2 separate regions of the Homo sapiens genome follow, and region 1 is linked to region 2. A link is a loop called in an ENCODE intact Hi-C map of the cell type or tissue named here. Cell type or tissue: mammary epithelial cell. All regions are shown on one strand. Each heading gives the region's core, and the rest is flanking DNA. Links, peaks and the distances in the headings are about the cores only. Region 1 overlaps DMD (dystrophin). Region 2 has its middle 36 kb from the start of FTHL17.

What was found. Peaks named below come from ENCODE experiments on the same cell type or tissue, not always from the same donor. Only the 100,000 strongest peaks of a DNase experiment are listed, where the experiment ranks them.
Region 1: a loop joins it to region 2, with 6 times the contacts of the local background. A loop is called at or near these places in 6 of 110 quality-filtered maps.

What each region holds. Positions count from the first base shown.
Region 1 is chrX:31,262,428-31,278,236 of GRCh38, reverse strand. All of the region lies in intron 62 of DMD (dystrophin), which reads left to right. Among named protein-coding and RNA genes, the nearest start is that of FTHL17, 200 kb to the right of the region's middle. RefSeq lists enhancers at 10,991-11,040, 11,061-11,120 and silencers at 11,161-11,290, 11,631-11,730. In mammary epithelial cell, for the core only: no CTCF peak of the experiment used is centred there; no DNase peak of the experiment used is centred there; H3K4me3 peaks cover 3,115 bases; H3K27ac peaks cover 3,946 bases.
Region 2 is chrX:31,028,277-31,044,085 of GRCh38, reverse strand. No RefSeq gene overlaps it. Among named protein-coding and RNA genes, the nearest start is that of FTHL17, 36 kb to the left of the region's middle. In mammary epithelial cell, for the core only: CTCF peaks have their summits at 5,039 (motif pointing left) and 7,020; a DNase peak (open chromatin) is centred at 6,965.

The DNA.
Region 1 (15,809 bases), core at 7,731-15,730, 230 kb before region 2:
CATTTCTTTATGTAGTAAAGCCTGTAGCTTTCATCTTTTTTGCCAATCCACTATAAAAATTAATTTTATATGTCATCCTGGTACACACACACACGCACACACGCATCTATATCTGTAAATCTTTTTCTGTCTATTCATGCTTGTATGATTGAAAGAAAAGTTTCACAAAACATTACTTACCCATACCAAATAGTACACTTTCATATTTTTTTTTTTTTTTTAATTTCAACTTCTATTTTAGATACAGGAGGTACATGTACAGGTTTGTTACATGGGAACATTGCATGATGCTAAGGTGTGGGGCTCATGACCTGTTACCCAGATTGTGAGCATAGTACCCAATAGGTAGTTTTATAACCCATTTTCCCCACTCCAACCTCTACACTGTCATATTTTCTATTCTTTTCTGTTTCATTAAGAACAATACTGGTAATGATCCACTATATAGATTTCATGACGTACTAAGGGTTCATGACCTGCAGTTTGAAAAACACTGTAGTTAGTTTTATCTCCACCTCAGGCCAGGTCATCAGAAAGCTGCATTCTTAGACCACTTTGCCTTGGCCCCCATAAGATTGCCTCAACTCAGGTGTACCTCGGCATCATGTTCCTGGCTTATGTCGAGGGGCACTGAAAACTGCTGAAGGGATTTTTCTGAAAGTCGACACCATGCAGTGTCTCCCACCTTAGATCCCATGCAGATCTGTTTATTCAATCTAAGTCATTCCAGACTTGGATTTTCCTTTGTTTCACTTACACTCTTTCCTCCTTATCAATAATCCAAATAATAAAATCGATCATATTTCCTTTTATATTTTTTCTTTTGCTTTGACATCTACAAAGGCCACAACCAAATTATACCCACCTTTTAAAACACTTTTTTACTGAAATATATTAGGCATGTAGAAAATAAGGGAGATGCTGGTTAAAGGATATGAAACTTCGGTTAGGAGGAATAAGTTCAAGAGCTCTATTGTACACCATGGTGACTATAGGTAATGAAAATCTAGTATAGTCTTGAAAATTGCTAAGAGAGTAGATTTAAGTATTATCACCATAAGAAATGATAAGTATATGAGGTAATGCATATGTTACTTAGCTTGGTTTAGCCATTCCACAGTGTATACATATTTCAAAACATGTTATACATGATAAAGATATACAATTTTTATTTGTCAATTAAAAAAAAAGAAAAAATGGCTTAAACTTATACAGTTCAGTGAATTTTCACAATCTGAACACACTCATTTAACCAGCATCCAAATAAAGAAACAGAACATTACCAACCTTTAGAAGGCCCTTTGTGTGCCCTTCTGATAGTTACCTGTCCTCCAAGGGTAACCACAATCTTGATTTTGAACACCATTAAATATTCTGGCCTGTTCTTGTCCTTTATATAAATGAAATTGCACAGCATGTACTCTTTTGTGTCTGACTTCTTTAAACCTGGATTCATCCATGCTGTTGTATGAAGTGGTGGATTGTTCATTCTAATTGCTATGTAATATCCCATTGTGTCAATATCCTGCAGTATATTATATACTCTACTGTGGATGGGCATTTGGTAGAAAAAAATGATGTTATAAACATTCTAAGACATGCCATTTGATGAATATATGTATGCATTCCTTTGAGGACTATATCAAGGGGTAGAATTTCTGGGTTATAGGGTCTGTGTGTGTTCAGCTTCTGTACATTCTTCCAAACAGTTTTCCAATGTGGTTGTACCAGTTTGCACTCCTACTAACAGAGCATGAGAGTTGTAGTTGCTCCACATCCTTTCTAACCCTGTGTTGTTTGTCTTGCTCATTCTGGTGGGTATGCATAGCAAAATTTTCATAACCACATCATGCACTGTGATCTTCAAAGCTGTGTTCTGGCTGGGCATGGTGGCTCACACCTGTAATCCCTACACTTTGGGAGGCCAAGGTGGGCTGATCACTAGAGGTCAGGAGTTCGACACCAGCCCGGCCAACATGGTGAAACCCCGTCTCTACCAAAAATACAAAAAAATTAGCCGGGCGTGGTGGCAGGCACCTGTAATCCCAGCTACTTGGGAGGCTGAGGCACGAGAATTGCTTGAAGCTGGGAGGCAGAGTTTGCAGTGAGCCGAGATCGTGCCACTGCTCTCCGACCTGGGTGACAGAGTGAGACTCCGTCTCAAAACAAAAAACAAAAAACAAATCTGTGTTCTAAATTTTCCTCGCTTCTTAAAGTTTTATGCTATTTATATTTCCTTAGTGCTGGGTTTTATTAATTTTTAAGAGTTATACATTGTTATAAGTTGCCCTAAAGCCTTTACAGAACAATGCACAGTATAAATATGTACATAGTATATACACAAATATGAATCCATGAATGCACAGCTAATAGGGCCATTATCAAAAATCCTACACTTTTCCTTTTCCTCTAGCCCTCACATTCAATTGGCTCAAAAGTAGCATTGATTTTATTCTATAACCTGTCATGAATTCAGCCTCTCCACAAATTCCCAGTGCTCCTTTCTTAGTTCAGACTTTCATCCACTCTTAACTGGGCTGTTGTCATCATCTACTTGGCATACATTTCCATTCTGATCCCTACCCTCTTTTCCACCCTTGTTTCTTCCCACCTCAAATTTAATTCTATTTTAAAAAGAAAGATATTCAAAAGTACAGGTGGTGCCAATTTTTTCTTCTCTATCCATCATATGCAAAGAGGCTTCCAATTCTTTGTCGACCTGTTTCTAAGGGATGAGAGTAGGTCAAGCTGTGAGGACTTCAATTCCCACGTGAAGGTCTTGTTCATATTAACTCAATAATGTGCTTTGATGTCCTAATGGGGAAAGTAGTATTTTCTGCCAGTTAGCCTTCCCAAGATATCAAATCCAATATTGGCCAAATACATTTTTGAATTCCTAAAAAGCCTAAACTGATGTCGTAACACAGCTGTATATTAACATAAAAACTCTGTACCTTAGTAAATTATTAATATGAGCGATTAGCTCACAGAGTCAATGTAAGAAACTTGTTTCAACTCTTCATATTCTAGCAAAAAGAACACACACACACACACACACACACACACACACACACACACACAAAACCTGATTTAAGAACTAACTAGGTGATTAAAGCCTACTTAGTTTTTAATTGAAGTGCATATTCTCTAATCCCAAGAGGCCAAACTAATCACCTTTCCCTTTTTGCTGCTTTTTTTCTCTCTATTTCTGTAATTATTATAATCTGTCTGATACTGTGTTTAGCTATATATGGGTCTATCTTCTCTCATTAGATCATAAGCTCCTTAAGGAAAAGGCCATATTTCCTTGGGATCCCACTTAAAAAAAAACTGGATTACAATGTTGAAATTTTTATATATTTCCATGTCATTCTCCAAACACTCCCCAGTTTTTACCAACCATAAAGAAAAAATGAGAAGAGTTTAAATGATAAGCAAATACATATGTAAGTGTTCCATAAATACACTATGTTTGAAGTTATTTAAAGAACTTAATATAGGATAATATTTAATAGAGAAACTTAGTCTAGATAGAGCACATAAAAAACATTCTTGGAAATTTGTGGATAAATAAAAGTTCCTTGCATCTGTATTTTCCTTTCATCTTGAAAACATGCCTTGACAAAAGTAAGCCAGAGCTGGAGTACAAGATTCAGACATTGGTAGATCATTAATTGGTTAAACTGGATTTTATCTTATTTCCCCTTTTATGGATCCCTGTCTTTGTGTGGAATTCCTGCCACTTGCTGGCTGTTCAAGGCTTGCCACCAGGAGACTTTCTCCATCAAGCTAGGGGATATTTCTCCCTCACTGTCCCCCACCAAATCAATATTCACTTGCTCTCTGACTACTCCAGGTTTCTGCTGTCTGAGAATATGAACATGGATATACCTTTTAACATGCGTGAATACTATTCATATTTTAATCTCGGCCCCACTGAATGATAGCAAACGCTGTGAATTTTATGCCTATCTCAGGCTACAGCTAGTGCCTTATCTTGCACACACACAAAAAAAATCTTACTTTTCCTACTTGCTTCCTTCTTAAGTGTAAAAAGCAAAAAGAGGAAAGGTGCCTTTTGTAAACTGCTAAAGAGCAGTTTACAGAAGAGCAGTTTACTAAACTCAGACCTCTCATTTTCCCTCACACGACAATCTAAAACAGAATGTTAAAGTGAATTTATTTGGTTCTGTATACCTAACTATTCCTGAACATACTGAGTTCTCTTTTAAGAAATCATACCTGCCTGACAGGCTGCTTTGCATGAACACAGCATTCCCCAGCCTTCAAATTGCTGTCAGAGCCGTTGTGTCATTTTGACCCACAATATGGCAGTATTATCCACATTCTATAGATGAGTTAACAAAAGCTTCCAAGTGGTTAAGTGACTTGCCTGTAAAGGGTTAAGTGACCCACCTCTAAGGGGTAGAATTGGTCTGGACACTCTGCCCCTCTATCTTCATGCCTTTGCTATAATACACAGCTACGCTTGCTGAAGATTAAGGAAGCTGCTTTTGATAAAGCGTGATTCTTGTAGATATTCATCTCAGGAAAAAAAAAAAGAAAAACGCTGGTGTCTTCATCTGTAGCATTTGATTATTACATTTTCCTTATCTGTTTCAACTTAGGATGACTTCCTTGTTCGCTTAATTGACTGGTAATTCCTTTGTTTACTTTTTTCCAAATCTCAAGAAGCAAGTCTAGAGTATTAACAATGGTTACATTAGCATTTAAAATTTTTTTTTGAAATTTGAGTATTTCAGAAAGGGGTAATTTAGGCAGGCATGTATGTAGAACTTTGCATTTTAATTAAAAAGACTCAAAATGAAATGAACCTCTGACAGTAACAGATGACTACTTCTAAAAGCTGCATTACTACTTGATATATGCTCAGTATTTTCTTGTGGGTAAGTCCTACGACTTGTTTCAAGAAAAGTGACAGGACTAAAACAATTAAAAAAGACAAAGCTGCTGTTTTTTAATCATATGTTCATAAATAAAACTAGGTTGTGAATTGTTTCCAGAGAAGCAATTGACAAAGTATGAGTAAATCACTCTAAGAACTAAAGCTGCGTTGATTTTTTTTAATGTTCAACCAAACATCTATCCTTGTCCAATGATGAATTTTCTTTGACAAATAAATATTTACAAAGTATGAAATATAGACTCTGTGCCTTTCCTAAGGCCAAAGCATACTGTTTAAACTAAAATTTAATTTTTTTTCTCACCTCAAATACACCAAAATAAGAACATAACTAAAAATTAATTCTCTCTTGTAGTAGACTGTCCATTAATCTTTTGTTAGATAATATTAGCATTGTGAGTGTCAGGTAGAAAGAAAAACTGTAATTTCTAGATTGATCAGAAAATGTGAGTATTTATGGATTTGAAGAAAACAATAAAGTCTGATAAAATAGAATTTTCTGTAACCTCCCTTATGGAGTCAAGAAGGAGGAATCTTTCAACATCCTCCCATTTTGCAGTGAAAAGTCTTCATGCAGTAAATAGTTTGCTTGGGTAGATCAAAGGGTTAATTTACTTCTGATTTGAGAAGAGACGCAGACTTCCCTGATTTTTTTACAAAAATGTGTTGTGTGGGAGGAAGGTAGAGGCCTCAGAATGAATTCACTAATTGGGGTTTTCACCTGCTGTGAGTCTAATCGAATACAAAGCCTTATTTGTAGCTGAAGAGGAAGAGAGATTATGCAGAGTGTAAGAATTTCTGCCCAGTTTTGAAATTCCGCTTATTTGGCACAATCGGTGGGGAAAGGCAGACAAATAGTTACAAGTTTGAGCTGTTAAGGTAGACCAGGAATGCTGTAGTCAGATATACTTGAACCACATTAACCAGTGATCCATTTTTAGCAGGAGGTGGTGTGGGTCATATACATGGGTTATCGCTATAGCTGGCAGGCTAATAGGTACTCCAAATTCTTTCCCATGAAGCAACCGTCGGCCTGTGAGGTTAATGAAGTATGGCTTTATTTTAGTGAAGATGCTAAAATTCACATCTTTTTAGATGTTCGGCTTGATATAGGTGGCTCTGTGAAGCTTTGAGAAATCTTATTAAAAGAAAACTGTGTGAGAGTGAAGCAGAGCTCGACTTTATCTGGAACCTGTCTGGTGAAATCTCTGGTTTAGATGGCAGCTGGCTCACAGAGAACTTTCCTGAGTCTGGCTTACTCTGCCTCCCTAAAGAGACAGGGCCTGGAAAAATAGGCTTTTGTGTGGGTGTGAAGTGCTCTGTGTCTGAACTTAGAGGCCTCTTCATTTGCTGGTTAATGTGACCTGGCTGGATATTCTTACATCCAGAAGATGTTGGTTTCAGATTGATCTAGGGGGATTGTTATATATATATTTCAATTAGTATGCTATAATATTTGCCCTAACCAGCAATGATTCACCATACACCAACCCATTTGTTAGATGTCTGAGTCACTGTTCATGGTTAGTACTTGTACTATGCAAAGAGGAATATGGAATTCTTATGTCTTTATTGTATACCCAAATGCTGACATTTTACTATAGAATATGTATTCGAGTTAATTGAAGTGATACCTATACTCTAAATGAATTTTTATAAAGTGATGCAGGTTATACTAAAACTTAGGGCGCACTATAGATAGAGAGAAGCTGAACCCTAGGAGTTGGTGAAGTCTCTCGGGACCATCCCTCCAGGCAAGTACCCAGTTCAAACCATTCCTTGTCTTTGTCCTTTCCTATGCCACTCTGCATTTTTACACAGCTAGCATCAGGCCAACATTGAAACCACATGCAACCCAGAAAGGAAAAAGATGTGTTTGTGGAAGGTAGGAACAGCCTAGTTTCAGCTGTTGGCCCTTCACAGCCTCCACTAGATGGGCTCATTCGAACCCAAGACCCTTCCAACAGTACACTGCAAATCCATAGCTCCAATTCAGACATCTTCCCTCTGAGCTCAAGACTCAGATGTCCAACTGTCTCTTGGATACCTGCACTTTTACATCACCACCTCCAATTCATTATGTTCAAGACTGGATTCATCATCTCTTTCCTAACCCTCTTCTGCCCCCTCCTCCTGAAATTCCTAGCTCGGAGAATGCTACTCATCCAATCTTTGTTGTCACTCAAGGACAATGGTCCTTAACCTTCACTGCATATTAGAATCACTTGGAGAGTCTTAGAAATCCTAATGTCCAAGACCAATTAAATTAGAATCTCAGGGTGGTGAGACCCAAACATCTAAATTTATTAACAATCCCTGAGTGATTCCAAAGGGCGGCCAAGCTTGAGGACTATTGCTTTACTTCTTCCCTCTCTTCCATTCATACATCCAGTCAGTCAAGACTCCTGTAGTTGGAACCTTATTGTATCATTTCTCCACCTCCTCTGCCACTGCTGTAATTCAGATCCTCCTCATACTGCAATCTCCTTGTACCTGATGTCTGAATTTCAGACTCTTGTCTTCTGATCAAGCCCCCATACCATTGCCTGAGTGATTTTTCTAAAAGACAAACCGGACAGAGCCACACTCATGCTTTAATTCTTTCTTCCTTAAAAAGCTCCCTCATACCTTTCAGGATACAAGTCAAACTCCAGATTGTCACACTAAGCCCTTTCCAGTTTGCCCATTTCTCTAACCCTTATCTTGACATTCTCTCCAAAAGATCAAGCAGACCGTTGAAGCTCTTGTAAAGAACAAGCTGGTTGCATCCTTTTTACCCTCACATCTGCTGTTGTCACCATCATAATTGTTGATATGCCTTTACCCTCAAAAGGCCAGAAGCTCTTTGTGGGCCTACAGAGGAGGCTTCTCTGAATATTTATCCAATGACTGAGTCTCATCTGCTTTTTAGCCCCAGAGTGGGGGGATCTGACTTTCTCCTCTATCAGTAGTCCCCACTCAGCATCAAGTCTATTGCCCCAGAGGGTGGCTTTGGCTGGATGGGTCTCAGTTTGGTCAGGGTCCTGGGAGAAACAGATGGTACATTCAAACGGAACACTTGAAGAGAGTATAATGAAAAGGCTATTTACAAGGCTCTAGGCAGGCTAGGAGAAAAAAAAAAAAACAAGGAATGGTAAACTTTTGCCCAAAGGGATAAAGGGAGGAATGGTTTGCGTAACTGGTGGAATGCTATTGCTGTAGGAAAGGACTGGCCAACAAGACTTGTGGCTGCAGGTCAAGGAACTCAGCAGCTGCCAGGCCAGAGATCAGTAGGAGGGAACCTGAAGAATAAATACCCAAACATCACCTTCCTCCTGTCCTTTCCTCTCCTTCTGTAGGCCTTTCATCACTGCCTCCCAATTGGCTGAAAGCAAAAGGAAGCCAAACGGCAGGAAAGCCTGATTGATGTCCCCACAGAGGTCCAACCTCCTGGGCCACAGAGCAGAATGGAGAAGGACAAAGAATAGAGATGGATGGGAGAATGGGGAAGCATCCTGCACAGTCCCTTAGGTCAGAGATGCCCTTATTCTCTAAAGATACCCTCAAAGTTTAAGTGGTTCAAAGACCAGAGTTTTGGCTACGGGAAAATGTACTGGGTCGCCTTCTTTGACCTCATCCCATTTCATTTCTTCTTTATCTCTATTTCTAGCAAATTTACTCTTCTCTGCTCTGAGCCATCAGTGAGATTGTCTATGAGTATACTAGAAAAAACACAGACCTTTCTCACAGGAAAAGAAGCCATGTCTCTTCATGGCAGCATAGCAGAATAGCTAAGCGCATGAGTCTTCGAGCTGGATTCCCCAATTCCAATCCTTGCACCATTCTAGACAGTGGTACTGGGAACAAGTAGGTCATGGCTGATTCTGAAGTCAAAATTTTAGCTGAAGTTTGTTCTGGTAGCAGAGCTTCAGGCTCTTTTCATGTCCGTGGTTCATATCAAAACAGTAATAATAATAATAATAATATAATCAGAAGGAGGAGAAGAAGAAACATCTACTATAAACAAACAATATATTATCATACATGGCATCACTACATAATTTACATATGACACGAAGGTATATCAATTATGTTCTTTTCCAAATGCTTTCCTCTAATAAGCAAAATTCATAATCTGACTGCAATTGAACAACAAAACAGTCTCTGTGATGCCCGCGTCATTTCTTAATACTTTCAGTATTTAATTATAATATGACGTCAAGATTTGGGAACAAGTCTTCAAGTGCCTATAACTCCAGTCTAAAAAAGAACTTAAAGATGTATTTTTGAGGATTGCCATCTGTCAATTTTTTTAAAAAGTCTGAATAGTGATTTCTTATTCCATTCTTTTTTCTTGTCAACAGATTATTCTTAGTAGTTTTCTAATTGGACACTGAGAAAAGAGACTTAAGCATTTATAGAGAAGCGTGTCAGAACTCCTGAATTTTGAGCAGGTAATTTAAAAGTGTAAAACAAACAAACAAAAAACAGGAAAGGAAGAGAGTGACAAATGTCTTACTATCCAGGTGTTACAAATCCTTAGTTTATCGATTTGTAATATTTACAAATGTCCATGCTCTGAGGCTTCTGTCTTTTCGTTGAAATAAACATAAACAGTAGTTAAGTGATTTGCCACACTGACACAGAGATTGGTGTCTCTGATTTACTGCAAAGGGCACTACTTCCTCATTACAGGACACTAATCCCTCTTCCCCAAGGATCGGAGCAGACCTAGAATATACTATTAGACCAAGGGACAACTTCAGCCAAAGCAAATCTTAGTGTGCCCCCCTCAGACCGTAATAGCAGCTGCCTCCACAACTCACTAGCTTAAAATTGCTAAAGGGCAACACTAAGTAATCTCAGTGTATGAGCCAGAATGCCAGAAGAAGTGCCATATTTGCTTAAAAATAGCAATACCGATCATACTTACATGCACATATCTTTAGTGATAACATTTACCTTTATATTTGGTTTGTTAAAGGTAATAAAGAATCCTGGCATTCCCTTTTGCTTTTGTCCAGATACTTTATTTTTGCCTCTTTTGCCATGCTATAGCATTAGATAAAGCAAAACGGGTGTGCTTCCACCTAAAACATTCTAGGGGGAAAAATGTTGAGCAGAAAAGGATTATTTCAAAAGAAGCCGGATATGGTGGCATGCACCTGTCATCGCAGGCACTTGGAGGCTGAAGTGGGAGGATTGCTTGAGCCCAGGAGTTGGGAGACCAGCCTGGGCAACACAGTGAGACCCCCATCCCTTAAGAAATAAATTTTAAAAAGGGGACCACATTTAAACTGTAGACCGAAGTGGAATGAATCAATCGGAAAGGAGAGTGGAAAGCAAATGTTTGAAAGAAAATAAAAAGAAAAGCAAGCCAACAAAATAAATGGACAAAGAAGGGCAGTGAAAATATCACTAACAGTTTATCGTAAGATGCTCTTTGGATGCTAATCTAAGGTGTTATGTGAAGTTTGCAGAAAATTCTTGTGCTAATGAAGGCTTTCTTCTTCTTTTGAGTATTTCCAAGCTTGAAATAATTGTGTGTAGTTAACTTCTATCATCATACTGCAAACTCTAAAATTAGAATTATTTGAACTGTTCAGGCCCTGTAACTTTTCCAATAAAATATTCTATTAGAAACAAGTTCCTTCTAGATCTTCCTAAAAGAATACTAAAGGACCAAACCGTGCAACAGCACTGGTGGTATTGTCTTAATTTAGAGAGTCCATACCAGTGATTCTCAAACATTAGTATGCTCAGAGTTTCTGGTTCAATAGGTCTGGGCCGGGCCCAGGGAATTTTCATTTCTAAGAAGTTCGCAGGTGATACTGATAACTGCTGTTCCCAGGGTCTACATTTTGAGATCCGCTGCTATGTCACAAATCCAAATCCAAAGTCTTTTTAACAATCCCTTTTAGCCCAGGATGAGCCTAACGGCAATTTCACGTCCTTATCGCCGGCCACTTTAATCTTCAACTGAGGAGGAAGGGAGAGTGAGAATTATGTATATAATTTTTTTCTTTTATTTTTTAAAAAGAAAACTCCAAGCCCACACTCTTAATTATCTGGGATGAGGTCATTTGCACCTGGGTCATTTATTTAGACAACAAGTAGTCTTGCTAGAGGCTTTAAGGAGGTGTTAGCAGAGCGGTGTGTGGCTTCCAGGTTCCTGGGTCTACCTTAAATCCCCATCCTCTTTCTTTCTTTCTTTCTTTCTTTCTTTCTCTTTTCTTTTTCCTTTCCGTTTTGAAAGCCCCAACTGCCCAGTCTCTGGGTGTCCGGGTTCCCAGGTCCCTAGGTGGGGGCGGAGCCCGACACGGCCCCGCCCCGTCTGCCCGCAGCGCCCCCTCCCCGGCCCGCCCGCGCCGGCTCCTCCGCAGTGCTTTCAGCTGTGAGCTTGGGCGGCGGCGGCGGCGGCGCTCCACTTTCGGGGAGCCCGGCGGCTCTGGGAAGCTCACTCCTCCACTCGTACCCACACTCGACCGCGGAGCCCTTGCAGCCATGAGGGAACAGCTCAAAGGGTAAGTGGATCGCGGCCCCGGCCCCGTCTGATGGCCGCAATCCGTGCACTTGTGGCGCGAGCAGGGGGCAAGCTGAGGCGGTCAAAACTTGGACAGGCGCGGCGGCTGGACCCGGGGCGCCGGGCGGCTGGGCGTCTAGGAACCTCTCCCGCGGGTTCCCGCGGCGCGGCTGCAGGTGCGCCCCCGGGGTTTCTCCCCAGGCGCCGGGCTAGTGGGGGAACCTCTTCCCTCGGCTTTGGGACGGGCTCGGAGAGAAAAAGCTGATTTCTCCCCGTCCCCAGAGGGGATAACGCGTTCCTCACGCGGGGATTGGGGCCGGGGGAGCTTTTCACTCCTTTCCAGGCTGCCAGTGTGGACGTGAGCAAGGCTGGCTGTTCCTAAATCGTCGCTCTTACTCGTAGAAGGAAGGGGCGCACGCGGCGCTACCTTCCATTGCACTGCAAGTGCCAAAAGGTCAACTTTCTGCCTGATTTCTTCCGAGGATTCCAACTGACATTTCCCTCGCTGCATTTTCTACCGTGCTCATTCCATGCCCCAAGACCTGCAGAAATCAGGAAAGAAAGAACAAACAACTAAAGCCCAGAAGTCAAAGATTTCAGGGGGTGGGGATTTTTGTTTGTTTGGGCTTTTTTTTTTTTTTTTTTTTTTTTGCCCTTCGGGATTGGGTGTGGAGTCATTTCTAGGGTGTTCTCTCGCATTTCTCCAGGTGTCTGTGCTCATCTTCAAGCAAAGTTTGTCACTCCCAATCCCAGCACGGCAATAAAAAGGGCAGAACACTTTGCTTATATTAGTCAAATTTGAAGTTAAGTTTGAAGCTTTAAATTGAAGGGGTTTAGTTGCTCGAGGGAGGCATAATATTAATTATAAACTGTTTTTACATCATGAAAAAAATCCATCCGATTTAAGTGGTGAACTTTTAAGTGGCGTCTTTAAGTGAAATCTACATTTTTCCTTGGGCAATAAACTCTTCTTGGTCTTCTGCTTTATCCCTGTCATCTCTCCTTGTCACCCACCCCCCCCCCCCCCACACCCCCAATCAACCTTTCTTTTTTTGCCTAGCTTTTTTATTGCCTTTTACTCAAGCCCCTCTTTGGAGGATACATTTGCTGTTGGAGAAGCGAGTGGAGCAAATGAAGCAACACGGTTATATGAAAGGTCTCTGACCCTTGAACACCGTGGAATTGGTTTCAGTCATCATTGTTTGATCTCCGATTGGACACGACCCTGAAAAGAAATTGCTTTGACCAAAGTTGAGGGTGGGTAGGAGTTAAACCTTGAAAAGCAAATAAAACGGAGGACAACTAACAGCTGGAACAGCCACCGAGGCAATCATCTTTGCCCTGGCTTTAGCCAGACAGAATAAAATGGTAAATATCCCAGGGAACAAGAAATGGGGAACTAGAATGGATTTCTGATGCTTATATTGATGCCCACCCCTCCAAACCCCTGCCCCACGGTAGCAGAAACTTTAAAATATATTTTACCATCCACACCCTGCCAGTATTCCAGCAATGCAAGCCAAGTTCAACAATTCAGCACGCAAATGCCAAGGTTCCTCTAGAAAAAGAGTCTGATCCTCAGATTAAAGGGAAATCATTTGTGTGTGTGGATCAATGGGCTCCAGATTATATATGAAACCAAACTCTAATCCTCTGCAAATCGCAAGAGAACGCTCCCTTTTTATATTGCTGCATAGCGATTAGTTTTCTCCCTGGGAAGTAGTGGACAGATAGTTTTTTAAAAAGGCAACTGTTTGGAATATTTTCAGTACCAAATAACAATGGTGGCAGAAGAAATCTTATTTTAATTAGGCAACTGCCATTTTCCCAGCCACAGCAGTAGATATTTGTTACTTTTTATAAGTGTTTAATGTTTGTTTTTAAGAAACTAAAAAAGCAATTCCAATAAGTCTGATTATTCCAGCACTGACAGCAGGAACAGCTCTGAGGCAGTTATAATAACCTTGCACACTACTTGAAACTAAAGCAGGTGAGAGAAAATTTAAATTGTATGGTAGGAAATTAGGTCAGCCTTGTGCTCAGTAGAGTAATGCTTTAATTTCTTATTATTGACAAGTAGGTGTTGCTGGGGTCTTTTGTCATAGTCGATGACTTTATATTTTAATTTGCATCAGGGTCCTATCACCGCCTCAAATAAAAGGGAAAAAGATTATCATGGTTTGTAGAAAGAAGAAGGAGAGGGGAAATCTTCGTATAAATACTGCTCAGAGAGGCATATCTGATGCCAGGCTTTGGAACCAGCAGGGCCAAAATCAATAACATTTTTTAAAGATGTAAAGAGCGTTTTAAGGATTATTTATGAAGCTGATCTCTGTGTTAATGTACGTACAGACTTGTGATCTATGTTGAACATTGTTGTTCTCAGAAAGGCCAAACAAAGATGTACCCATTAACATGTGAACAGGTTTCAGAATTTCCCTTTTGGTTGTTCATGGTATATGGGGAGTGTATTTCCGATGTGGAGAGTGAAATGCAGAAAAGAGACAATTACCAAAACAGTGCCACCCACCCTTCCACTCCCTCCTCCCTAGCACACCGTGTTTTTCTATATCGTCTGCATATTCCAGGTAAATGTGGGCTCTTCTCATGGAGTTACTGAGAATTCTCTACTGTTTTAGAAGGCAGGCACAGAGTAAGAAACGAAGCTGTAAAATCGGTATTGATCACAGACAAAAATGTGGTTTGTCCTTCAAGGTACAAGATAGATATGAGTTATGCAGATTTGTGCTTACAGTTTCATCCAGTCCATATTCATAGTTCCTATCTATTTTGGAGGGTTAAATGTGTCCCAGTGGGGCTCTGGATTCATCACAGGTAGAAAATAACAAGCCGTGAAGTGAATATTTGGTTCGTCATATAGTTACCAAAGAATCTGAAGGTTTTTTGGCTACGTTGCCAAGCATTTTTAGCATTAAATGATTAAAAGACTATTTTTCTCGTTTTAAGAATTAGTCACACCCTTTATTCTTTTCTTCTTTCCACTTGTGCTCACTTCTTTTGCTTAGAACTGATTTGCAATTGAAGTGAAACTAAGACTGCAAAGGTGAAATCTAAATCTGTTTTTCTAGTTCTTTTGCATTGCTTAGAAATAAAAGGTTTGTGTGTTGAAGGTGAGAAAGGTTAGCTTCTGGAATTGTTTGAGGAGTTCATTTATCTATGTTATTCAAGTCCCCCAGAATCACAGATAACTGGGAGAATAGTACCTATCAAGGACTAGTATCTTAACTCACAAATGGGCAATGGAATTGGGGGCTTAGAATTTCCTCCTTCTTCCAGTAAAGGAGATTTTCAGTTTTGCCGAGGACTGATGGATTAAAAAAAAATAATTTCTAAAACCCTTTTCATAATTTTAACCTTCAAAATAAATTCTTTAAAAAGGCAGGAATGTATGTATGCCAACAGTCATGAAATTTCTTTAGAAGATGGGGAGCTCCATGAAGCCCTCATTCATTCTATGTGGGATTCTCCTGTAAATTGTACACACTGTTTCCCTTTCCTTTTAGAACTGTGTTTGGTACAGGTTTATTTCTTGCCTATGTTCCTCTAATTTGAAGTCCATTCCAGATGGTGGCTTTTCACCGTGGTTCCCTGTCTCTGTCTGATCAGGCTTATCAGCTCAGCTAAATGTTTTTCTGCAGACCTATAGAAGATGCTACGGTCCTTACAAATATCCTGGAGATGGGACATTGTTGTTACACAGTGTGACTAGTAAGGGCCTGTGTGAGCCCTTGTACATGTGGGCACACATGTGTGTGCTTCCTCTCTTCGCTCTTCCTTTCTCCCTGGTGCTTATATCACATCTGGATGACCTTTGGAAATAGAGGAGGCCTGAATGCAGGGTGGTCTCAATAGAAGGTAACCTTTCCTTGCTCTGCACTTATATATGGAATTGGTATACACTCACTTTCCGAGCTGAGAAATGCCTGAGAACAAGCAACACTTTTTCCACGAAGCTGCAAGCTGCAGCCTCCTTGTGCTGTGCATGTAAAGTACCAGTCCTGCCTACCCCTTCTCCAGATCATAAACCGGCTTGGTCATGGGGTGTCCTAAAACCCCTTAAAGCATAGAGACCATATCTCCTGCTCTTCTTGCTCTTTAAGACTTGAATGTCACTCTGTTATATTCCCTCAACTGATAAGCCCTTGTTATAGTCCTCAAATGTGAGTTGTCTCTATGGAAAAGTAAAACTGAAATAAACGTATTTGGAAGACAGTGAAACAGCACTTCACAAGTGAACATTTTCTTGCAAATTGATTTCAGTAGCCCTCACTGTTCAATCACTGACTAGTAAATATTACAGGGATGGTCTTTGAAGTTGTACAGTTTGGATGATTTCCATATGTCTTTATGAGGTTTATGATT
Region 2 (15,809 bases), core at 3,709-11,708:
TGACTATTGAAATATCTTTCATGCAGAAGAGAACCAAAATAATAAATTGGGGTGTGCATCAAGTTCTCCTTGTGCTGTTAGAGTTAATGCTGCCAGGATGTTTATATTATAGACTTCATCTTTAAAGCTCTAAGATTTGGTCATAAAATCTCTTCCCAGCTGAAATGTGGCATATAAATAAGGTCTCTGCTTAAGGGCTGAATTGCTCTGTTGCTCTTTTAAGCTGTCCTTTCTCTGAATACAACTCTGGGTGACTTTTTAACGCTTTTTGACGCCACCAACCACTTTTAACTTTTTGTGCTTAGAAAAGGTGCTACAAAAGTCACCTTATCATTGCTCTTTAGAATTTTTAAATGGCCAGAAAACTAGGCATTTGTATAATGGAGAAAAGAGTAAATTGCGATCAAAGAATAATTTCAACACTACATTTCTTTTTCTTTTCAAAAAATTATAATATAGAAACAGGGTCTCACTATGTTGCCCAGGCTGGTCTTGAACTCCTGGGCTGAAGCAATCTTCCTGCCCCAGCCTTCAAAGTGCTAGGATAACAGGTGTGAGCCACCATGCCTGGCCTATTTTTAAAAAAATTTTCCCTCCCAATATTCTGGAAGATGTTAGAGCTCTGGTGATAGCGTGGCATATAGCCAGCCCAAGAAAGAAAAAAACACAGCCTAGTAATCGTCTTAAGAAAATTTCAGTATCAATCATATGTGTAAACCAAAAATAAGATTCTAAGCTCCCCAACCAACTGATGAGCCCCCCTCACAGTCAAGGGCATTCCAAAGTAAACCTGAAAATCTAGTTCAGGACACGATGGGAAGAGGGGGTCAGACATGCTCTATTATACCCTACTCCCTTTGGAATTCAGGGACAACTGACCAGCACTAACATTAAAGCAGAGATCTTAAGACTGACCAAACAGACTTTTTGTAGCAATAAGATACATCACATGACAGATAGCAGGATCTGGAATAAATCAAAGTATTTTACCCTGAAATATATTTCTTTGACATATTTTGAAATGGCCCTGCAAGGCTGTCCCTCGGGAAAATCTACATTCTGTAGAGAGTCCCTTTCCCTTTCCAGGTCTTTTCCGTGATATAGGAGAGAATTAACTAAGAGTCATGCACCTTTCAAGGTCTGATAAGAGCTCTGAAGCCTACTACTTGGAGACTTCATCTGCATGGTAAAACCTTGGTCTCCACAACCCCATAATTTATTTATTATTTATTATTTATTATTTACTTTTTTGAGACAGAGTCTTGCACTGTCGCCCAGGCTGGAGTGCAGTGGTGCAATCTTGGCTTGCTGCAACCTCCATCTCCCGGGTTCAAGCGATTCTTCTGCCTCAGCCTCCCAAGCAGCTGGGATTACAGGCGCCCACCACCACGCCCACCTAATATTTTGTATTTTTAGTAGAGACGGGGTTTCACCATGTTGGCCAGGCTGGTCTCGAACTCCTGACCTCGTGATTTGCCCACCTTGGCCTCCTAAAGTGCTGGGATTACAGGCGTGAGCCACCATGCCTGGCCAACCCCTTACTTTAACCAAAACGTTCCTTTCTATGGATTCCAGGTCTTTAGCTAATAACTCTTTCAACCATTTGCCAATCAGAAAAGTATTTGAATCCACCTATGACTTGCAAGCCCCTCTGCTTCAAGTTGTCTCGCCTTTCTGGATTGAACCAATATACATCTTACATGTATTGATTGATGACTTATGTCTCCCTAAAATGTATAAAACCAAGCTGTAGCCTGACCACCTTGGGCACATATTTTTAGGATCTCCTGGAGCTGTGTCATGGATCATGGTCCTCATATTTGGCTCAGAATAAATCTCTTAAATATTTTAGAGGTTGACTCTTTTCATTGACATAGGTCTCCTCAAAACTTTTTTGCATCATATGCCTTTTCGAAATCTAGTTTTTGGCCTGCAAATTCATATGAAAACCAGTATTACCAAGGGTTTTTTTTCCCACTCATTTACTGATTCAATTAGCTGTTGATATTCTGAGACTGGGGCTGCAATTTGGTTGTTAAATTTTTAAACTTTTAATTGTAAAATAATTACAGATTCACAAGAAGCTATAAAAGTAATGCAAGCCAATGTACCCATCACTCATCTCCCACCGATGGTGACCTCTTACATAACTATCATGCATTATCAAAACCAAGAAATTAATTGGCACAATACTATACAATTTACTATACTGCAGATCTTACTCTGATTTCACCAGTTTTTGCATGCACTCATTTTTTTTGTATGTGTATATAATTCTGCAGTATTGTATCACATATATGGATTTGTGAAACCACCACCACAATCAAAACACAGAACTGTTCCATCACTACAAAGGAACTCCTTCATGCGGCCTTAATTTTAGTTATACTTCCTTCCCTTCCTCCCCTTCCCTAACCCCTGGCAACCCCTTACCTGTTCTACATCTCTATAATTTTGTCATTTCAAGAATGTTATATACATGGAATCATTTGCTATGTCAACTTTTCAGATTGGTTTTTTCATCCAATATAATGACCTTAAAATTCATCCTAGTTGTGTGTATCAATAGTTCATTCCTTTTTATTGCTGAATAGTATTCCATGGTATGGATGTACCACAATTTGTTCAACCATTCACTTGATGAAAGACGTTTGTGTCATTTCTAGTTTTGGACTACTACCTGTAAAGCTGCTATAACTACTCACACACAGGTTTTGGTGTGAACATAAGTTTTCATTTCTCTAAGATAAATGTCCAGATGTGTAATGCTTGCTAGTCATGTAGTAAGCATATGATTAATTTTTAAGGAACTGCAATGCTGCTTTCTAAAGTGGCTGTACCATTTTACATTCTTACCAACAATGTGTGAAAGATTCAGTATCTCTGCATTCTTCAGCAAATGTTAATGTCAGGTGTTGCCAGCAATTGTTGTTATTTTAGCCATTGTAATGCAGTGGTATCTCATTGTGGTTTTAATTTACATTTCCCTAATGGTTAGCGATGGTGAAAAATTTTTCATGTGTTTATTTTCCATCGATATATCCTCTTAGCTGAAGTTTCTGTACAAGTCTTTTGTCCACTTTTTAATTGGACTGTTTATTTTCTTACTGTTAAATTTAGAGAGTTCTTTGTATATTCTGGATAGGAGTCTTTGTTGGACATGTGATTTGCAAATATTTTCTCCCAGTTGGTGACTTGTCTTTTATCCTTTTAACAGGGTCTTTTTCTAAGCGAAAGTTTTTAATTTGATGAAGTCCAGTGTGTCCAGTTTTTCTTTTGTGAATCATGCTTTTGGTGTCATATGGGCTGAATTTTTCTTCAGTGGATGGAAATGCTGCCATTAATGATAATAGATTCCATGTATTACACACTTACCAGCATCTGGGAATTGTGCTAAGCCCTTTATAAGCATCATCTAATTTCATCTTTACCTCAGCTCTATGAAGTCCACATGATGACCCGCATTTTTACAAATGTGGTGGCTGAATCTTAGCAAGGTCAGTCACTTGCTGAAGCTCACATAGTAAGCATTTAGTCAAGTCTGGTTTCAAACTCAGGTATATCTAACTCCAAAGTACGCTGTATCCAATGATGAATTAGGAAAAAAGATTCCCAATCCTAAGTTCTGCCCCTTTGCTTTGCTTTCCCAAAAATGGAAGTGGTTAGTGAGGGAGGCCCAGCCAAAACAGATGAGATGCAGCAAGAATCAGTGATCATCATATCTTAAGTTTTAGGTTCTCAAACTTCAGGTCTATGAGACTCACTTGTGGGAAATGGTTAAAAATGCAAATTCCCAAGCTCTTAGCTTAAAGATTCTAGTGCTGCAGAACAGGAATGGGGCCCAGGAATTTGTGTTTTTCCAAGTATCCCAGTTGATTCTGACAGACCTTTGAGAAATTCTAAGTATCTAAGTTTCCAAATGCACATGATACTGCAGCAGCAACATATGGAACAAACTGATTCGAAAGCTCAGGCTTGTGTCTTCCCCAACATACAGCAAAGTTAAAACAGCTGGTTGATTTGATTAAAATGATCAAATCAGCTTTTGACAGTATTGTTCGGTAACTTTAGTTAAAACAGGCAAGTCAGAAAATTCTCTATATGGCCGGGCGCAGTGGCTCATGCCTGTAATATGAGCACTTTGGGAGGCCGAGGTGGATGGATCGCGTGAGGCCAGGAGTTCGAGACCAGCCCTGGGCAAAATAGTAAAATCCTGTCTCTACAAAAAATACAAAAATTAGCCGGGCATGGTGGCGCATGCCTGTAGTCCCAGGTATTTGGGAGGCTGAGGCACAAGAATTGCTTGGAGGCGGAGGTTGCAGTGAGCCGAGATTGCACCACTGCACTCCAGCCTGGGTGACAGAAGTGAAACCCTGTCTCAAAAAAAAAAAAAAAGAAAGGAAAAGAAAAAGAAAATTCTGTATGCCATCATTCCAACATTAAGGAATGACAGCTCAATAACAATGATAATGATGACCATAATAACAGTCTGATCCAATGACATGGGCTGTGCCAAATCTCATTATGAATCTTTTGTTAACCTGGGCCCTATTGCTTTCAATATTAGATGATGTTTAAGTTTCCTTCACGCTCTAACAACCTATAATTTTACTTTGAGGTTTAAAGACAAGTGCATATCACTGTGAACCGGGAGCCTTGACACTAAGGAGAAAGAGCAGAGAGGTAAAGTCAAGATATTCAAAAGGAAGAAGAGGAAAGGAGAGAGGAGAAGAAAGGGTACCTTTGACGCAAAGCTGCCAACTCTTGGAAAAAAAGGGTAGACCACAAAAGCATGCACACATGCACAAAACCCTCATTATTTTTCAGCTACCGCCTATCTAGATCAGCTGCTGTTAAGCCCTGCATTGCTGACATGAGTCAGAAAAGTATATGCTGTAGTCTAGCCGAGATTAGGGGGTTTGCTTTGTATTACACCAGCTTCCAACTACTATTTCACTGCAGCAAAAATGACAGATGAGGGAAAAACACCCCACCCTACAACCTACGGTGGTGTTTAACATAGGAGATGTGCTCCATCTGCTGGTAGAGACGATGACCACAGGCAGAGAGGCAAATACCATAAAACAGAATAAAGACACTCATTTTAAACTGGATTCTGATTGTTTAGATAAAAAGGGCACCTTTTCTTTAAAACACACACACACACACACACACACACACACACAAGAAAGAAGAAACAAAGAATTAAAATCATGACATTTACAAAGACAGAAGCTATGAAGGAAAAGGGGAAACAGACTGGACAGAGATACAGTGGGAGAAGAAGCATAAAAAATAGGCAAGAAAGTGCTGAAATAGCAAAACTGCAGGAAACAAGCTATTTGCTCATCACTTTAACACAGAAGCTTTTTTAAAAACCCCCACAGGATCTGGAAATAATATGCCACGTGCCATGTTGTAGATGCTTCATTTATATTATTATAAGAAAATATTTTGTAGGGATTCTATCCACATTGACACGATTCACTTGAGTAAGGCCAAGTCTTAATATAGAATCATTATACATTTTGTCATTGTCTGGGGATGTACAGACAATAGTGCTGACACTGAAAGTTCGCAGCAATTTGGAAAAGACTGGAGGGGTTGAGGCATGACCAGCCCTTCTGTGCCTCTTGTGCATATAGTTGGGTCTCTAATGACAACAGCTGTTGCCTACCAAGCCCGTCACTCTTTCCAATCATGATTCTTAGGCGTCTAAAGAATCTGATACTTTTTTTTCTCAAACAGAGCTATGTGCTTTTTGACATGCTGATGAATATTTGACCATCACTTCTCACTTACAGGCATTGACAGTGCAAGTCTGCAGTGTATTCTACAAACAACTTTTTTCACATCTCATAGACTTGCCTTATCAATTGGTCTTGTAGCTTCTCAGGATAAAGAAAGCAGAAAAAGGAACACTTAGGATCTACTAGGCACCGGGCTCAGTGCTTCATAGGCTAGTCATTTAATCTTCACACCAGTCTTATGGGAGTCTTTCCAATTGTCCTTATTTTGAAGCTGTCAAGACAAAGCCTCAGAGAAATTAAAGAATTGCCCAAATGCTATTAACTCATAGATCTGGAAAGCTGACCAAAGGAAATATCATGTGTGGACTTTCTAGCATGAAAATACGCCATGCTGGGAACACTCAGTATCATAATAGAAGCCAGTATTTCTCAACTTGTAGAGCTCAGGCCATGTGCATCAGGATTCCCGGAGTTCCTTGTCAAAAATGCAGACCCCTAATCCTCAGCAAACTGGCTGAATCTGAATCTCTGGTGGAGCCCTGGAATCTGCATTTTAACAAGTGCCAGGAGATGACACATTAAACAAGTGTCAGAGATTCTCATTAGATTTGGGAACCATCTGATATGAGATAAATGAACAAACAGAAAATCCATGCTGGGATACCAAAGATGTGGTTTTAGAATTAATGGCATGGCAGAGGCTTTCTCTATTTTTACAGTTCAGGCTGCTGTGCCATGGGGCACAAACATTATTGCTTGTTACCTGGTTAAACTACTCAGATTCTCTGAGCCAGTTTACTCATCTGTGGAAAGGGAATCATAGCTTTTGTCTCACATAGCTATAGTGAGGTTTAATGCATGTGAAAACACTATAAATTCTAAATAGCTCTGTGGTAAATTGTAAAATATGATAAAAAATTCTCCTGCCCCCTACATCCATACCCTTGCAAGATTGATGTCACAGCTCTTCCCATCAAGACGCGGGGCACTTGCCTCTATTTTCTGAATCTGGACTAAGTGATTTGCTTTGACCAGTGGAACAACAGCCAAGCAACATGACTCAAGCAGAGGCTTGAAGACTCTTGCATTTTGGGGTTTGCCCTCTTCCTGTGCTTGAGATCCTGAGGCCATCATGTGACTGAGTCTCAGTTAGCTTTCTGGAGGATAAAAGGCCACTTCAAAAAGAACCACAGTCAGCCAGCTAACAGCCAATATCCAGCCAACTGCCGGACACATTAAGTGAGGCTATTCTGGCTCATCTGGCCACCTGCTGGAACTTCCAGCTAACTGCAGACTGATGAAGGAAACCAGCAGAAATCAGTAGAGCCAGACTAGACCAGAAGAACTTCCCAGGAAGCCTGCCAAATTATGAGCTAAATGATTGTTGCTTAAAGCCACCATGTTTTGGGAAAGCTCGTTACACAGCAAAAGCTAACAGACGTAGGTTCAGGCACATGCTACTATTTAAGTTATCTAGTATTTTGAGCATGGGTTCTGCGGTTTTCACAGACATTGCCCAGAAGTGCAGACTACAGATGAGCAGACATGAATGCACAAATTTTCAGTCAAGTTATTTCATTCTATGGGCACAACGCCTACCGGAAATTGTTTTACAATATCTCCTGAGCGAAGCATCCTATAAGTAGCAGGGAGGTGGAATGAAAGAACCTCTCCCTATTATCCTAACTCATTGTTTTCATAAAAGAAGTTCAGCAGCCTTATACAGAAGGACAAATAACCTAACTTTTCTCCAAGCTGACTGTCAATAATAATCTAACTCCACAAAAGCATGCATAATCTGCTGCATACCTTCCCGTGCACACACTTTCAACACCCTCCTGCTGGCACCAAGATAAATGGCTTCATCAAAGGCAGCCATGGAGCCTTGCAACCTGTTGAGGCAGAAAAGCTTCCTAGGGGATCAGAAACATCCTGATGCCTATATCAAACATCCTCACTGCCATGTGAAGCATCACTGTGCAGAATACATTAAATAAACCTGTAATGGTGAACAGGGCAGGATTGTCCTACGCCGTTCGCCCCGGGAGTCTTTATACTATGATTAAATGCCTTTGATAGGCATTTTCAAAGTGTGTTGTTCCTCTTGCTAAGTATGTTTGGCGAGAGAACACCATCATCTGGAAACAGTATCTGAGGGATCTCATTCAGTGAAACAAGGTGCAAGTGTTTTCTGTCAAATCCATTTTCTACAACCTGAAAAGTAAGCATAAAATCAAGAATTTTTAAACCTTTCTTTCATTCTCTCAATAGATTTAGAAATCGTGCAATGAATCAATACAGCCGTTTCACCATTCATTTGACGTAGAGCAAATTGCAACCCACTCTGGAAGTAAGTGGCTATTTGCAAGGCTGATGCACCATATTCCAATCACATACTCATTCTGCACCCCACACACTTTATTAGATGGTTTGGTGGCTATTGTTGTTTGAGAATAACCACATAACCCATTTTCTTAAATCTATCTGTAAGCTGTGTTGAATCAGGTTGATATCTTAGAATGCCACTGGGTAATCCAAAATAAGTCTCAGGCTCCTTCTGCTTATTATGCACAGGATTGAATATGTTCACTTACACTGTAGAATCTCAAATGCCCTTTTGAAAGCCTAACAGATTTTCTGGATATAATTTGGAATTTTAAGCTTCATTCAAAAAAAATCAAAATTAGTCTAAATAAAAAATCACCATTAAGTCAATTAATGTGAGTTCTAGAACCAGGATCTTACTGAAAATTTGCTCATATCAGATCAACTGCCACTGAACCATGGTTAGTTAACAATAAGCTTTTATTTGAAAAGTAGATAATAAAAACCAACTGAAGTTGTGGTAGAAATATTTAGGTGCTGGATACAGTCCTGTGGTTGGAAGTGGTCCAGGCAACAAATAATGAATCCCCACCAGAAGGAAATGAATAACCAGTAGAGAATGAAGAAATAGAGAAAACCATCATGTGGGCACAACCAGAGGAGAGAGAGGCAAGCAGATGATATTTGAAGCCATGAGCATGGTGAGCTCTCCCCCGAACATTTATAGAGTGACAATAGAATATTGCTAAGGACAGCACTCCAAGGAGCATCTCTACTAAAAGTATAGGAGGAATATACTCAGTATGAGAGACAAGTGGCCAGATAGGTAGGAGGAAAACCTGGGTGCCCTGTATCACCAAACCAAAGGCAGAGAATGTTTCAACACAAAGAAGATGCCAAGAGAGCAAGTAAGGAATTAGAGGAAGGAAGTCTATTGAATTTAACAAGAAAAATTATTAGTGACTTTGACCAGAGCTGTTTTTGTGGTATGGTAAGCTCAGAGATGAGACTGTAGTGGGTCGAGGAGTCCATAGTAGGTAGAAAATGAAGAAAGCAAGAGTAGACAATTGTTTTAAGAAGTTTAGCCATAAAACATGTGGGAGAAAATGGAAGAAACGGAAGAAGTAACAAGAAGAGAACATAGGATTGGGAAGCCATGCTAAGAGTGGGAAAGGCTTAAGTGTTTCTAAATGTTGACAGGAAGGCACCAGTAGTCAGAGAGGCTGGAGACAGGTGTTCGAGATAGAGACAGAAGAGAAAATGGATGATAATCTGGAGATGGTAGAAGAGGGGCCAGAACACAGAGGTAGAATTACTCTCAGATAGGAGGAGGGACACCTCTTCCATCCTTACAGGAGGGAAAAAGAGAGAAGGGTATAGTTGCAGAGATATTTATACGTCTGGCAGCCAAAAATTTTGTGCACTCCCACCTGATGACTTTTTTCTCAGTGAAGTAGGAACCAAGATACTTCTGCAGAGATTAAGGGGGAGAAGCGAGACCAGAGGTATGATGAGGGTAGAAAAAGTGGAGACTAAGAAGGAGCTAGTTGACTAGGAAACATGAAGGGATTCCTGGATGCATGGAAGGTGGCCTCAGGTGAAGTTAGATGTCATGGATTTATGGCGACACCAGTGGTGTGATTTTCTCCAGCAGTGCTCAGCTGTCTACATATAAGCAAAAAGCAGGAAGGTGGATTTATCCAAGAGTAGAATTCATCCAAGAGAGAAACACTGATTTGTTAGACAGGCAATGGAACAACGTTGTTCAGAATCCTGGTGAAAGAGAGGTTACATTGATGGACCACAGAATTTAAGCTAGATGGAGAAGGGAAGATAGGAGGGAGCTGATATTATATAGGGGAAATTAGTAGGTCAAGTGAGGAGAGGTCACTTGAAGTTAACCAACAGGTGTGGTGGGAGTAACTGGGGGAGGGGAGACACTGAGATTGTTGTCAGAATGGGCTATGTAAACATAAGATGCCAGAGGTGATACAGTTCTAAGAGTGACGAGATCCAGAACAGGGCCATGGGGTGAATGACTGAAGGGGAGTGTAGGCACAGGTCATGGAAGAAGAGAAGATCCACAGCTTGAAATGATAAGGGTGGTTTGTTCTCTACATGGGGGGCAACCTTCATGGGATGATGGCAGGATTGGGGTGGACAGAAAACAACGGGTCATCACTGACTGAGAGGAAGTGGCAAGGAAGCTGGAAGATGACAAAGATGAGGAGATGCAGAGAGTGGCATAGTTGCACTGTGGGAGTCTCAAAAACCCAGAGGGTGGGGGACAGTCTGGAAGAAGAATGAAGAGGCAGGTGAGGGCCTGCATGCCTCACCTCCCAACCTCACACCCTGCTAGTGGGAGACGGAACACCTCCACTTGAGAGACCACAGCAACGGGGTTATAGCTAGGTCTGGGAGGAGAGTGAGCACGGATGTAGGAAGCTTTACTGTGGGAGAGGAGTTGCAAATGGTCTGGTAAAAGTGGTACAGTGTGAGTGGAGAGGAGTGGAAAAATACCTGGAAGGATTCACAGATCACAGCAAATCAGGACCAAAGAAAACTGTGATGTGTGGCATGGATGGTTTGGCTGGCTAAAAAGTTTTCAACATAACTTACTCCATCTTTCTTCTGGTAGCTGGAGAGAAGTGTTAGGGCTGGCTCTTCAGGTGTCTAGGTACCCTGCAGGTAAGCTTTAAGTTTACTTGTTGATATGGTTTGGGTGTGTCCCCACCCAAATCTCATCTTGAATTGTAGCTCCCATAATTCCCACGTGTGGTGGGAGGGACCCGGTGGGAGATAATTGAAACATGGAGGCAGTTCCCCCCGTACTGTTCTCCTGGTATTGAATAAGTCTCAGTAGATCTGATGGTTTTATAAGGGGAAATCCCTTTCACTTCATTCTCATTCTCTCTTGTCTGCTGCCATGTAAGATGTGCCTTTCACCTTCTGCCATTATTGTGAGGCCTCCCCAGCCACGTGGAACTGTGAGTCCATTAAACCCCCTTTTCTTTATAAATTACCCAATCTTGTGTATGTCTTTATCAGCAGCGTGAAAACAGACTAATACATTTGTGAATAGCATTTTGTTTGAAGCACATGAAATACTACTGTTTACTATTTTTGACTGACAAAAATTACAGTGTTATATGGTTCAACCTAAGAGTATCTGCATACTAAAGAGAATGTTTATTTTTTATCAGTGGTCTGGGATTGATGGGCTGCTGCTTTCTGCTAATTTAAGACTTTGCTATATGGAGCTAACAGTGGAGGCAGTAACTCTGGTCTCTTAAGTTACCAAAGCAGGGAGCACTCATCTCCAACGTCGTATGTTCTGGTATCCAGGGTGGTTAGCAGCAGGAGTGCATGAGAGGAGATGCCTGCTTCCCAGGGATGGATATCAAACTGTTCCTTGATGACTGGAGCCCAGAGGTAAGAGAATAATGCAGCTGGGAATGTGGGATTTGAGGACAGAGGTTAAAAAAAAAAAAAAAAAAAAGACTGCGGGTCTGAATAGGAGGAAAGAAACAGAAGGTGACAGGAGGCCACAGGGAATGAGATCAAAAGAAGGAAAGCAAAGAAGAAACAAAGGTAAAAGCTCAGAAAGTACCTCATATCAGAAACAACATCTTTTCCCTAGGAAAGGAAGTGCCGCCTCCCCCAAAACCAATTTCAGTGGCAGGAGAGGAAAGGCATGGTACACAATGAGGAGAGAAAAATAACTGTGAAGAACTTTGCAAAAATAAAGAGTTATATAAAGTCCCAATAATAATAAATCACCTTGCCTGAGGTATGAAAACCTTAAAATAACCTGAAAAATCAAAACGTGGAAGAGAAGCAGGAGGCATTGACTAGCTTCCAGAAGGTTTGTGTGCTTGCCTTAAATTCCTCCCCCTCAACTTTTCCAGCCAGGTTTCTTAAGGGTAAACCTCAGTCAGGTTTTCAGATGAAAATAGATCTGGCCCCTGGTTAAAACTGCCACCCCTAGTCCATGCCTGCCCCTGGGTTCATCAGAAGAGAGCACAGACTCTGGGAGAAACCTCTTCCTCTTCCCTGAATCTGGCACCTGCCTTCTGGAATACTGATGCATCTGTTTTGTGCAGGTTTTCTCTCTCTCCTTTTGTTCTAGAGAGAAAGAGAGAAAGAGAGAGAGAGAGATTTTTAAAAAATAATCTTCATTCCTGGAAAAAAAAAAAAGAAAGAAAAAAAAATAGGCCTTTCTGAATTCCCAGTCCTGGAGCTCTGTTCTTTATATATCTACTTGTTCCATTGTTAAATAAACCTACATATTTAAGGGTGACACATTCTCTTAACTAATGCCTTGTCATGCCCATGTGCCTTGCTAAAAATGGACCTTGATGGCTGCTGTTTCCATTTTTTTCTAAGAAATAATTTGATTATTTTTATCCTGCTTCTCTCTATCACCACTCACAAGAAAATGGTTGTCTTCTCGCAAAAACAATGTTTAAATAAGCCAAGTGTTCAAGCATATACAAGACAGCAGGTTTAAAAAAAAATCTAAGTCACACATCTCTACTCACTGCCTTGTGAAAATTAGCTTCAAATTTGGAGTAAATGCTTTCCAAAGTAAAACTGTTTTCTGTTAAACTTCTTAACAATATTACGTCCATCCCTACATCTTAGTTTGTGCGGACCTGAATATCCCCTAGAAAATGGATAATTTAATAAAAGCGGGTGATATGAATCACCCAGGGACAATTTGAATTATTATCTGTAGATAATTCATTATGCACATATTTCTAGTGAGATCCTTAAATCAGCAGGGCTTCTTAATCAGAGACTTTCAAATTTTGTCTGTAATAACTGGAGACTTGACCCATAAATCAGCAAATAGGCCAGCAGGCTCACCACATGCTTCACATTTCTTCTCAGGAGAAAAAGACACTTAATTATCCTGAGGTCACAAAAGAAGGGAAAAATGGACATGAAAAGTTGTCGGGAGTTTTATAGCAAAGTATAACTAATTTCAGCATTTTCTCAAAAGTGGCTCGTGAAAGGAAGACAATGAAAACATTTGAAATCAAGTTAGGCGTTTTATACAGAGAAAGGAAGATGTTTTAAATATTTACAGGAACAATCTTACCAACCAATGCTGTCTCTCACTTCCAGTAAGATGATTGTCCCAAATTTGAACAATTATTTTTTCATGTTACCAGTTTTGCAAATGAAATTTCTAATCTGGAAGACATGGGTAATAGAGCTTAATATAAGGATGAAAATATCTACTTGCAGATTTGGAATATAGGACCTTTTCATTTTAACCAATATAAGTAATGGTAATAGATAGATCATATTTCTCTTCTATTTCCAGTGTCTTTCCTTCCCCCCACTTCACTAGAACCTCTCAGTTACTACTCTCCTCCCTTCCTCCCCTTCAGGTCTGATCCCTCCACCAGCCATGGTAACAATATGCACTGCATTAAGGACTCTATATTGATCTCAGGGCAATGGAAAGCACAGTGTGAAGATGGGGAAACTCCATGGAATATTGCACCAGAAGACTTAGGTTCAAATCCCAATGCCCATTAGTACTATGTAGAAGATACTGTTGGTGCCCTGCCCAAACACCCTTTCCCTGGAGGGTGAACTCATCTCCTAGCTACTGTAGGTGTAGGCAGCTAACCACTCACTCGCAGCTGACCCCTTTTCCAGGAAATTGCCCTCAGACAAAAGCCAATTCTTCAAAGAGATTAAACCCCCCTAGCCTCCCAGGGGCAGCCACTGGCCAATGACTGATTGACATAGGGGTACAAAAGGCCAACCATCTCAAGGAGGGGCTCATTCTGTGCTCCTATTTATGCTCCATGCCGCCTTGGCCCCACCCTCCATCAACTTAAAGTCAGCCTCAAACCTAGACCACATCCTTGCTTAACTCTCTTCCCTGGTCCTATCCTGCTTTCCTCCTTCCCCTTCTCCTGAGGGCACTTGCTGAATAAGCCACTTAAGGATCTCCACTTCAGGCTCTGCTTCTAGGGGAGCCTGAAGCACTGTGACCCTGGACACTCACTTAATATGTCAGCAGTTCCCTCCCATGCAAAATGAGGACAATCATACACATCTCATGGGATTGTTGTACAGGTGAAATGAGAAAACTTGTGCAAAAACCTTTGATCAACCAAGCGCTACTTAAATTTAAAGGATTAGTATGTGTTAATGTAAATATAAGACAATGTGCGTGTTCCTCTTCCCATAGACAAAGTGGAGTGGAGTGCACCTCCTTAATAAAAGAGCTTCTTCACTTGGCTTCTGGTTCTCTTACTTCTCTAGATCTCTGTTGCTGTCTCTTACTCCTGTGCCCAGACTCTAAATCCAGGCAGCAAGCATAGGTCACCTATTTCAGTTCCAAGCATATGCTGAGGTTCTCCACATACTCATGACTTCCAGCTCTAAATATCCAGCCCTGACCTCCCTCTAGAACGCCACACTCATATTGCCTATGGTCTACTTGACTAGATAGCCACATGGCTATCTGACAGACATCTCACATTTGACGTGACCAAAGCATTGCTCTTGATTCTCTGCCTCTCAGTCTGCTTCCCTATCCCTGCCTACCTTCCCCAACTCAGTAAACAGTAATGCCGTGCCCACCTTCCCCAACTCAGTAAACGGCATTACCTTCCAAAGAGCCACTCAAGTCAAAACTCTATGAATTATTGTTGATTCTTTTTTGCTTTCACTCTTTATATCCAACCCATTACTAAGCTCTGCCAACTCTTCTTCCAATCTCCACTTCTCCTTCTCTCCATCGTCACTGCTACTGCCATAATTTAAGAGATGTGAAGTCCAAGATCAAGGGCTGGCATGTGGAGAGGGCCTTTTTGCTGTGTCATCCCATGGTGGAAGGCAGAAGGGCACAAAAGGGCAAGAGAGAGGGGGATAAACTCCTCCTTTTATCAGAAACCCACTCCTGTGATAATGGCATTAATCCATGCGTGAAGGCAAAGCCCTCATGGCATAATCACCTCTTAAAACTGTTGTATTGGGGATTAAGTTTCCAACACATGAACTTCGGGGACACATTCAAACTATAGCATCCAGTGTGTATATCCTAAGAAAATGGATATTCTCTTATATGACTACAAGATAGTAATCAAATTTAGGAAACTTAACATTGATGCAATATTTTTATTTAATCAACAATCCATATTTCAAATAAATGAATTGTTCCAATAATGCATTTCGTAGAGAAGAAGGAGGAGGAGGAGGAGGAGGAAGAGGAGGAGGAGGAGGAGGAGAGGAGGAAGAACAAGAAAACTTTCATTCTAGGATCTAGTCCAAGATCACATACTGCATTTGGTTTTCATCTGTCTTTAGTCTCTGCTTTTTTTTTTTTTTTTGGTCTTTGTGACATTGAGAACATGCCAATTATTTTATAGAATGTCCCTTTCTTATTTTTAGAATGGGAATAATAACATTCACCTCATAGGATTAAATAAGATTAAATCCTAATCTTAATTGAAAGAATAAATAAGATAGCATCTGTGATACGCCTAGCATGTGACAAGAGCTCAATAAAAACGGATATTAGGGTAACAAGGAAAAAGAAAAAAAGTGGACTTTGCAAGATGCTTCTCTATGGAAGGATTTCAAGTTTTAAAAAGTGTATAAAAGGGAACCATTGGAAATGAAGATAACGTTATAGATCTGAGGCCTATTTTAATCATGTATGACTTGTGTCTTTTTTATTTATTTAGCAAATATTTACTGAGAACC